Linked DNA regions of Mus musculus: region 2 is linked to region 1. Evidence: chromatin loops called from intact Hi-C (ENCODE). Cell type or tissue: gastrocnemius. All regions are shown on one strand. Region 1 has its middle 35 kb from the start of Rpf2. Region 2 overlaps Slc16a10 (solute carrier family 16 (monocarboxylic acid transporters), member 10).

Evidence for each region. Hi-C counts contacts between places; a loop is a spot of excess contacts. Peaks named below come from ENCODE experiments on the same cell type or tissue, not always from the same donor. Only the 100,000 strongest peaks of a DNase experiment are listed, where the experiment ranks them.
Region 2: a loop joins it to region 1, with 12 times the contacts of the local background. A loop is called at or near these places in 34 of 42 quality-filtered maps.

What each region holds. Positions count from the first base shown.
Region 1 is chr10:40,209,815-40,214,814 of GRCm38, forward strand. No RefSeq gene overlaps it. Among named protein-coding and RNA genes, the nearest start is that of Rpf2, 35 kb to the right of the region's middle. In gastrocnemius, no CTCF peak of the experiment used is centred here; DNase peaks (open chromatin) are centred at 2,803 and 3,121.
Region 2 is chr10:40,050,985-40,055,984 of GRCm38, forward strand. All of the region lies in intron 4 of Slc16a10 (solute carrier family 16 (monocarboxylic acid transporters), member 10), which reads right to left. Among named protein-coding and RNA genes, the nearest start is that of Mfsd4b1, 28 kb to the left of the region's middle. In gastrocnemius, a CTCF peak has its summit at 2,486 (motif pointing right); DNase peaks (open chromatin) are centred at 2,666 and 3,027; H3K27ac peaks cover 2,271 bases.

The sequences.
Region 1 (5,000 bases):
AGATTCAATGCAATCCCCTTCAAAATTCCAACTCAATTCTTCAACGAATTAGAAAGGGCAATTTGCAAATTTATCTGGAATAACAAACAACCTAGGATAGTAAAAACTCTTCTCAATGATAAAAGAATCTCTGGTGGAATCACCTTGCCTGACCTAAAGCTGTACTACAGAGCAATTGTGATTAAAAACTACATGGTACTGCTATAGCGACAGACAGGTAGACGAATGGAATAGAATTGAAGACCCAGAAATGAACCCACATGTCGCTTCTGTCTCCGAACCAGCAGAAAAGAGCGACTACACAGGGTTCTTCTCAAAGCAGTTTATTCAGGAACCTTTTAACATGCAAGCAGGAATCTCTCCTAGCCCCCAATCGCAATCCCTTATACAACCCCTCAACCACGCCCCATCAGCCCAGTCCGCGTAATCTCAGTTCATTAGCCTTCGTCAAATGGCCTGATCTTTTGTCATGGTGCGCCTTCGCAGCTCTCACGATGGACGTGGATTATTTTCCGGTGTATGAGGAAGTCAGGTGCAAGTCATAAGACTTGGCTGCAGTCTCGAGCGCCATCTTGGGACTACCGCCACACCCGCTCCCTACACCCACACACCTATGGTCACTTGATCTTTGACAAGGGAGCTAAAACCATCCAGTGGAAAAAAGACAGCATTTTCAACAAATAGTGCTGGCAGAACTGGTGGTTATCATGTAGAAGAATGCGAATTGATCCATTCTTATCTCCTTGTACTAAGGTCAAGTCTAAGTGGATCAAGGAACTCCACATAAAACCAGAGACACTGAAACTTACAGAAGAGAAGTGGGGAAAAGCTTCGAAGATATGGGCACAGGGGAAAAATTTCTGAATAGAACAGCAAAGGCTTGTGCTGCAAGATCGAGAATTGACATTGGGACCTCATAAAATTGCACAGCTTCTGTAAGGCAAAAGACACTGTCTATAAGACAAAAAGGCCACCAACAGATTGGGAAAGGATCTTTACCTATCCTAAATCAGATAGGGGACTAATATCCAATATATATATAAAGAACTCAAGATGGGCTCCAGAAAACCAAATAACCCCATTAAAAAATAGGGCACAGAGCTAAACAAAGAATTCCCAACTGAGGAATATCGAATGGCTGAGAAGCACCTGAAAAAATGTTCAACATCCTTAATCATCAGGGAAATGCAAATCAAAACAATCCTGAGATTCCACCTCACACCAGTCAGAGTGGCTAAGATCAAAAATTCATATGACAGCAGATGCTGGCAAGGATGTGGAGAAAGGGGAACACTCCTCCATTGTTGGTGTGATTGCAAGCTTGTACAACCACTCTGGAGATCAGTCTGGCAGTTCCTCAGAAAATTGGACATAGTACTACTGGAGGATCCCACAATACCTCTCCTGGCCATATATCCAGAAGATGTTTCAACAGGTAATAAGAACACATGCTCCACTATGTTCATAGCAGCCTTATTTATAATAGCCAGAAGTTGGAAAGAACCCAGATTTCCCTCAACAGAGGAATGAATACAGAAAATGTGGTACATTTATACAATGGAGTACTACTCAGCTCTTAAAAACAATGAATTTATGAAATTCCAAGGCAAATGGATAGACCTGGAGGGCATCATCCTAAGTGAGGTAACCCAATCACAAAAGAACTCACATGAGATGTACTCACTGATTAGTGGATATTAATCCAGAAACTTAGAATACCCAAGATACAATTTGCAAAACACATGAAACTCAAAAAGAACAAAGACCAAAGTGTGGACACTTTGCCTCTTCTTAGAATTGGGAACAAAACACCCATAGAAGGAGTTACAGAGACAAAGTTTGGAGCTGAGACAAAAGGATGGATGATCCAGAGAGTGCCCCACCCGGGGATCCATCCCATAATCAGCCGCCAAACACAGACACTTTTGCATACACCAGCAAGATTTTGCTGAAAGGACCCTGATATCGCTGTCTCTTGTGAGGCTACGCCAGTGCCTGGCAAACACAGAAGTGGATGCTCACAGTCAGCTATTGGATGGAACACAGGGCCCCCAGTGGAGGAGCTAAGAAAGTACCTAAGGAGCTGAAGGGGTCTGCAACCCTATAGGTGGAACAACAATATGAACTAACCAGTACCCCCAGAGCTTGTGTCTCTAGCTGCATATGTAGTCGGCTATCATTGGGAAGAGAGGCCCCTTGGTGTTGCAAACTTTATATGCCTCAGTACAGGGGATCAGTACAGGGGAAACACCAGGACCAAGAAGTGGGAGTGGGAGTGGGTGGGGGGGTGGGGGGGTATAGGGGACTTTCAGGATAGCATTTGAAATGTAAATGAAGTAAATATCTAATAAAAAATTGGGAAAGAAAGACAGACAGACAGACTTATTTATTTTATGTATAAGAGTGCACTGTAGCTGTCTTTAGACACACCAGAAGAGGTCATCAGATCCCATTACAGATGGTTGTGAGTCACCATGTGATTGCTGGGAATTGAACTCAGGACCTCTGGAAGAGCAGTCAGTGGTCTTTAGCACTGAGCCATCTCTCTAGCCCTCCTTATGAACTTTTGAAGTCTTCATCTGTCACTCCATCTTGGAGTTCAACAGTTGAAGGGTTTTCTAAAAGTTTTCAAAAACTAGAAGCTACTCTTTATACGCTTGGATGGGAAGGTCATTTGGACTTGAGGGTTCTTGCCTTTCGTGTGGTTTAGGTTGGCGTTGAGCCTGTATTCAGTACCCATGGCCACCAGAGCCGTCACTTTCTGGGTACAGGGGACCTCTACTGGCCATACTTAGCTTTGCAGTCTGTGGGCTGGGCAAGTTTTTCTCTGTAGAGAAATACTCCAGTGTACACCCCCTGGTGGCTATTGTGGTAGCTGGAGGTGTCTCCCGAGGGCATTGTGGGTGTGGGATGTAAAGGCTGTACTGTGCTCTGTACTTGACTTCCATCTTTCAGACCACTTGTATGTTCACCACCCTGCTGGAGGGATGCAGCTGGGGTCCGCACAGACAGACAGACAGACAGACCTCTGGGCCTTCAGTTTCCAGGCTCTCCTCAGATAGTGGCTTCAGAGTTATCTACCAGCTGACCTCCTCCGGCTCAGGACGCTCAAGCTCCAGCTCCGGGTTGGTCTCAGCAGGTGAAGCCTGCTCAGTTACTGAGGGTGGGGGGCCCTTTTCCTGGAGCTTGACCGCCTGAGTTCAACCTCCTGCCACACCCACTTATCAACCAGTCCGAGCTCCAGCCCCTTCTGCCTGCTCCCTAGACAGGTTCTAGTCCCATAGCTGCGGCAGAATAAACTGGCTTTACTTGTTTCTTGTTCTCAGGCACACAAGGTAGCTCCGTTTCAAACAGTGGCTCTCTCTCCAGTCGGTACATTTCCCAATCCTTGTAAGCCATACAAAGTGATACAAAGGATGCTTCTCCGCTGCTGTTCTGTGCCTCTGTGTTTATTACAGTCTTCAGCTGGATATGAGGCTTTGTGAGGCTGTGCACTCGTCGTGAGGGTAGGGTAGCTAGTCTCTTAACCAGGGCCACCCGGCTTACGTTTCAGATGTAACCCATTTAGGGCTACGTACTGCGGGACTAAGACTTGCCTTCTTTTCCATACAGCATGCATCTTTTTCTCAGCTCTTTCAGGTATCCTATCAATACCTTCAAGGATTTCTGAAGCTTGCTCTCCCATCCTTTTAGATTTATTTATTTTTACTTCAAGTGAGTGAGCGTTTTGCCCGTGGGGAGCCAGAAAGGGCACCGGATCTCCAGGAACTAGAATTAGTTGTATGCTGGGCATTGAACCCCGGGGACTCTAGAAGACAGCCAGTGATCTTAACAATCAAGCCATCTTTCCAGTATCCACCTTAGTTTTGTTCGGTTTTGCTTTTTGTTTGTTTATTTATTTGTTTTGTTTTTAATTTTTCCAGACAGTCCTGGAACTGGCTCTGCAGACCAGGATGGCCTAGAACTCCGCTAATCCTTAGATCCTTCAAGTATCTGAAAATATGACCTCCCTGCCAGGTCTGGGTAACATACTCACCATTGCTAACTGTATCTTTCCCAAGCTTCCATGAGCTATATAGATAGTTTGGCAAAAACTCTGAGTTCTAGGCTTTTGCCTCCCAACGGATGTAATTAAAGGCACAATTCAACACAGCCCCGCTCATTTTTCCTTTTTTATTGTGGCTCATATTCAGTGGGTCTCACAGAGACACATTCCAGTCTGCCATCCTAGCTGGAAGCTTCTGTAACTTTAAATTTTATTATACATTATATATAAAATGTATATATTTATAAAATATTTATTTATAAATATATAAATTATAAAATATATAATATATGATATGTTTGAATTTATATTTATAAAACATTATATTTTAAATTTATGTCTATATAATATATGTATATTATATATATATTTATTTATATTTTAAAATTATAGTTCTAGCAACGATGAGACAATAAAAATTATTGTTCACTTTACTGATTATGGCTAGGAACCCTGGACCCTGACCAAACAGGCACATTTAAGAAAGTGTATTTGCTAAGCTATCTATAGCTCGTGAAGCTTGGAAACAATACAACTAACAATGGTGATTATGTTACCAAGACCTGGCAGGGAGGTCATATTTTCAGATACAACCAGACTACTTGAAGGAAGTAAGGTTTGGCTTTACAATGCTAAGAATCGACCTTTGAGAGGATCAAAAGCAGTTTTTAGTTACCCTGAACCAAAACCCTAGCAGCCAGTCCAGAAAACAGCTTAGAAAGTCCCGTACCTGGATGTGTGAGAGCCAAAGGCCTTTTTGGAAACTCTTGGAATGCAGTCACCATGGAGACAAAGGAGGCTAGCACACTATGTGAGGACTACCCTGGTTGAGCACACAGTAAGACCTGTCTCTAATAGGTGAGGACACACATCAACCTAGGACAAGAGAAAGCAAGGAGACCCAGAGCAGGAATAGAAACACTATTTTTTGGAAAGTGTATCTACTTGGTTAACA
Region 2 (5,000 bases), 160 kb before region 1:
GCCTACTGTAAGACTTATTAACTTGGAACTGAGAGATGGCTCAGTGGTTAAGAGCACTAGCTGCACTTCCAGAAGACCTGGGTTCTATTCCTGGGGCCCACATGGAAGTTCACAAACATCTGTAACTCCAGTTTCAGGGAATCTGATGCTCTCTCTGGCCTCTGCAGGCACCAGGCATGTTTGTGCTGCACAGGTATACATGCAGAGAAAATATACATACAGAATGAAAAAGGATAAGATTAATTTAATAAAATAAATTTGTATTCCTTTGAGGATTGAACTCCAAGGTTCTTCACACAGACAGCACTTCCTTGAGCACTTCAGAGCAATGCCTAGTTCCTTTTACCTTGTTTGTGTGTTTTTAAGTCTTTTGTTTTTAAGATTTATTTATTTATGTATATGAGTACACTGTCCACGTTGCTGTCTTCAGACACACCAGAAGAGTGCATCAGACCTCATCACAGATGGTTGTGAGACACCACATGGTTGCTGGGAGCTGAACTCAGGACCTCTGGAAGAGTAGTCAGTACTTTTAACCTCTAAGCCATCTCTCCATCCCCCTTTTACCTTATTTGTATTGAAGGAAAGTTCTCAGGAAGAAGTTGACTCCCCATCACCCCCCACCAGAAATGCCCAAGGCCAACTAACTTATTAGGACTTCAACAATGTTGGAGTTAGAATGTTACAAGTCCAGAGCCACTGTTAGCTCTTTTGTAGACATTTCCTGCCCTCCTCTATGTGTGAGCTAATATCTTTGTGACTGTCTTCAGTGTACCAATGCCACCGACCAAGTGGCTGTGAATGCCCTGAGATAGGGCGTGAGGCCTGGAGCTTCCATTTCCTCCCTTGGCTTTAATCTACCTGCCTGATGTTTCTAACACGTCTGAAAAGTGGCATGCTTTAAGAATGCTCCGCTGCGGTAAACACCTCACCAAACATCCCCACTTAGAAGCATGGAATTTGGACTAACCTAGTCTATGTTCTGGAACCACGGTCACTCATGTTTAGCTCCAGAATACATTACTCTTTTTGAGTTGAGAGCCGTGTTTTGCCTCGGCAGTAACTAAGGAGATAAGGGAGGAAAATGCTAGTTCCCTGTAGAGTTTATGTCCAAGCTGGTCAGAATGTAACTGCTGTGAGGAATAAATATTTGTCCTTTTTGTGCAGAGATTCCTGGTCACAGGAAGCACATGTCAAGGTTTGATAAATGGTCCACACAGGAGGATCAGTACTTCCTTATCATTTGCAAATAAATATCAAATATGCAGAACAAATATTGATCTGTCAATACCGGAACCTGGTTTGGAAGACAAATGAGTTTTTCATTACACAAGCTTTTTTTTTCTTCTCCTAAGCACAGCATTGTGGAGAGACAACACTGACCTATTCTCCTCAGACCCTGGGCTCCATGGGAAGCTAAGCTCCACCTGAGCGAGCATAAGCATCCTTCCAGGCAGATCCATCACTGATCTGACCAAGTCAGATTCAGTTGCTGCCCTTAACACCCTTACTTAACACAATGTTTCCAGACAGTCACAGCCTCTGGCCAGGAGGCTGCAAACCAAACCAGGCTGTGGCCACGGGAGAGGCGGCGAGGGCTGTTCATCCGGCACTGACTGACTGATGCTCCTGACGCTGAGGGCCGGCAGTGCTGTGGAGGTGCTTCCTATACAGGAGGAGAGTGAGGGAACATGGCTGACTTTCTGCACAGAACAGGCCACACAAAGCAGTGCCAGCCGAAATGAGACTGCAGGGCCTCTGATTCAGTCTGGGCAGAGTTAAGTACTTGGATTCTATCTAAACATTTGGTAAACTCCATACCCTCATGTAAAATGTTGGTGATAAGTAAATGAAAAACAGCTTAAGCAACACTGTCATTTTCAAAGGAAGAGAGAGTTTACACACGAAGCCGGACATGAACATGAGCCCTCCTACCCTCAGCCCATTCTGTACCCCACGCAGGATGAGCACAAGAGTCCAGGGCACTTGAGTCCACACATATGGACATGTTGTCCATATGAGGACTAGGAGTTTGACAAACACCTCAGTAGGCAGGAGAGGGACCATATGTAGGTAATAAAGGTGGCAAATTTCCAAGATGGCTGGCTTCTTCCTCACCTTCCAGACCGCAAGACAAGTTCAAGGCAGACCAGGACATGTTTGTGTGACAGTTGTGGGCCAATTAGCTACCAACCCTAAATTACTGAAAACTATACCAACATTCTCCAGTAAGGTAAAATCTCCAATCTTGGTTCTGAAGACATGGATAACTGCCCTTTCCCATCTTCCCACCTTCCTCCATTCCAGTCTCCTTTGCTAGGTCTAAAACCACCTAACTTTTCCCAGCTATGAGCTGTGCTAAGAACCCAGGGACCCTGTCTGTCCTGTTTGTGCCACTCTACCTGGGCTAATGTCTAAGAGCATAGGAAGTATTCAGAATTATTTTTACAAAATGAAAGCTGAAAGTCTTCAGTGCAACAGATGTCCAGAAGAGGGCATCTCGACATTAGAAAACAAACCTAACTGATCAGCAAAATGCTAGTTAAGTCTATCTACAATGAAGTATTATAAAGAGTGGAAAGACTGTCGTAAAATAAAGACTTCCATACTATTTGAGACAGAGTCTCAATCTGAAGGCCAGGCTGGCCTGGCATGGCTGGCAACCCTGCCCCATGAGTACTGGATCCAGGTGTGAGCTGCCTTGCCCAGGGTGTGTAGGGTTGGGGGTAGTATGTGCCACAGAGCACATGTGGAGACCAGGGACAACTTAGTCGAGTACTGCTCTTCCTTCTTCCTTTCCCTAAATTCTGGGCATCAGTCTCAGGCCATCAGGTTTGAGGCCCATAGCTGTACTCATGGAGCTGTTTCAAAACCCCTCCCTTTTGAGACAGGGTCTCTCTACATAGCCCTGGTTGTCCTAGAATTTACTACATAGACCAAGCCAGCCCTGAACTTGGAGATCTGCCTGCATCTGCCTCCCGAGTGCTGGAATTTGAGGCCTGCTTCACTGTGCCCAACTTGGCTCTACATTTAATAAGAGTACATAAATATGAACGAGGCCTGGATCTCACTCCCAGTACTGGTGGGAGGAGGCAGATGGCAGCCGCTGTCTCCACCTCCTTCTAGCTGTGTAACAGATGCTGGCCCATGACTGTCTGCTTGGACCCACAGCAAGGCAGACCCTGTTCCCAAGTGTTCATATCTGTAAGTGGAAGCAAAGAACTATGCCTTCCTTGAAGGGCCAGGCAAGGACTGGAGATGGTGCATGTGGAACACTCCGTTCATCATCTAGGTCATCACAGTGTTGCTAATGTAACTACTTAAACGTGTACAAGGCATTACTATAGCTGACTAAGGGAAGGTACTTTATCTGTAATGCACACCCGTGCCACGTATTTTCCTGCTCCCAGACTTCACCTTTTATGAGACTGCTCACACAACTTGTCATGATCAATCCTCCACTCCCTTTCTGGCTCTCCTTTTCCGTCCTTTGGATGTGGTTCCCTATATTCCCATTTACTCATCTGTGTGGCCACCGATGGCCTCTTACTCAGTCACTCCACTAGTTCCTGATATCCCTAGGAGCACTCTATTCCCAGATGTTTCTTACCAACCTGGTCCCTTCCTCGCAGTTCCCTGGCAGCCTGAATGCTCAAGTCCCACAGTGCTTCTACCCACCCACGAGCTCCAAGCTCAACTTGGCTGTTTTACAGGTACCATACACAAATGTGGCAAAGACAAACAGTCTGTCTTCCTTGGATTTACTGAGTTTCTAATTTCACAGGATGATGAAACCACCATTAGCCAAGCGACAGATCTCGGGTGTGGCCAGCGTAAGTGGCTCCATCGGGCACCTGCTCTCTGTACCTTTGATTTACTGCTTGATCCCAATGGCTTTCCCTTGTTTTTTTCCTATCTAGACCCCATCAGCAACTTCCAATTTACATCTGTGCAACATGTCACTGCCTCTAAATGCTGCTATAAACCCCACCCAGCTTATGTGTATTATTAGACCAACATTCGTATCTTAGTTTAGACCATTTTCACCACCCCTGAAAGAAACTATCAACTCCCCCAACCACCACCTATTTACCTTCTTAGTGATCTGCCTATTCTAGACATTTTAGATCAATGGAACCATTCAACATGTGGCCTTTTGTAACTGTCAACTCCTGCTGCTCCATTCTCCACTGCATTCTTTCCTTCCCAATTTCCATATTGATCTTCATAAAACACTGCTCATGTCAGTACCTGCCTTAAAACTCTACAGTGACTTGAGGTAGACTGACGAATAACATTCATCCCCTTTCATTTTTGTTTGTTTGGCTGTGTTTTTTGAAGTGGGGTCTTGCTGTGTAACCCCAGCTGGCTTGGAACTTGCTATGTAGAGCAGTCTGGCCTTGAACTTGTGTTGATCTTCTTGCCTATGCCCCACCCCCCACCCCCCACCCCACCCCCGCCCTGTCCCCGATGCTAGGGTTCTATGCAGCATTATGTGTGGAAGGTCATCAAGTTTCATGCCCATAAATGTCTTCTTAACCCGGCTTTACTCCAGCTATACCCTCTACTATTCTTCCTTTATGCCTTTCAAGCGCCCAGCTTCCCAGGCACACACATATACACATCTATGGACCCTGTGGTTTCCCTCCTTAGGACATTCTTTTCTTCTCTTCCTTATCTCCGTCTGTCTCCATCTAGTTACCTACTCACTTATAGAAAACCACTTTTCTGTGATGCTAGGGAACAAAGCAGGGCTGTGTGCGTGTAAGGTAAGCGCTATTACTAAGTTACATCCCAGCTCTTTAAGTAGCTCTCATGTCTTTATACTCTTTAGACCCTCACTAGTGATTCAGCTTTTTCCCAGGGAGTTGTTATCGCACTGAGCTGTAATACTGTACTATCATGTCCCCTAAGACCTTTGACTACTAACCAGGGATCACAGAATGTGCTGAGCTCTGCAACATCTAGCAAGCTGCAGAGTTCTGGTAAGAAAGACTCAA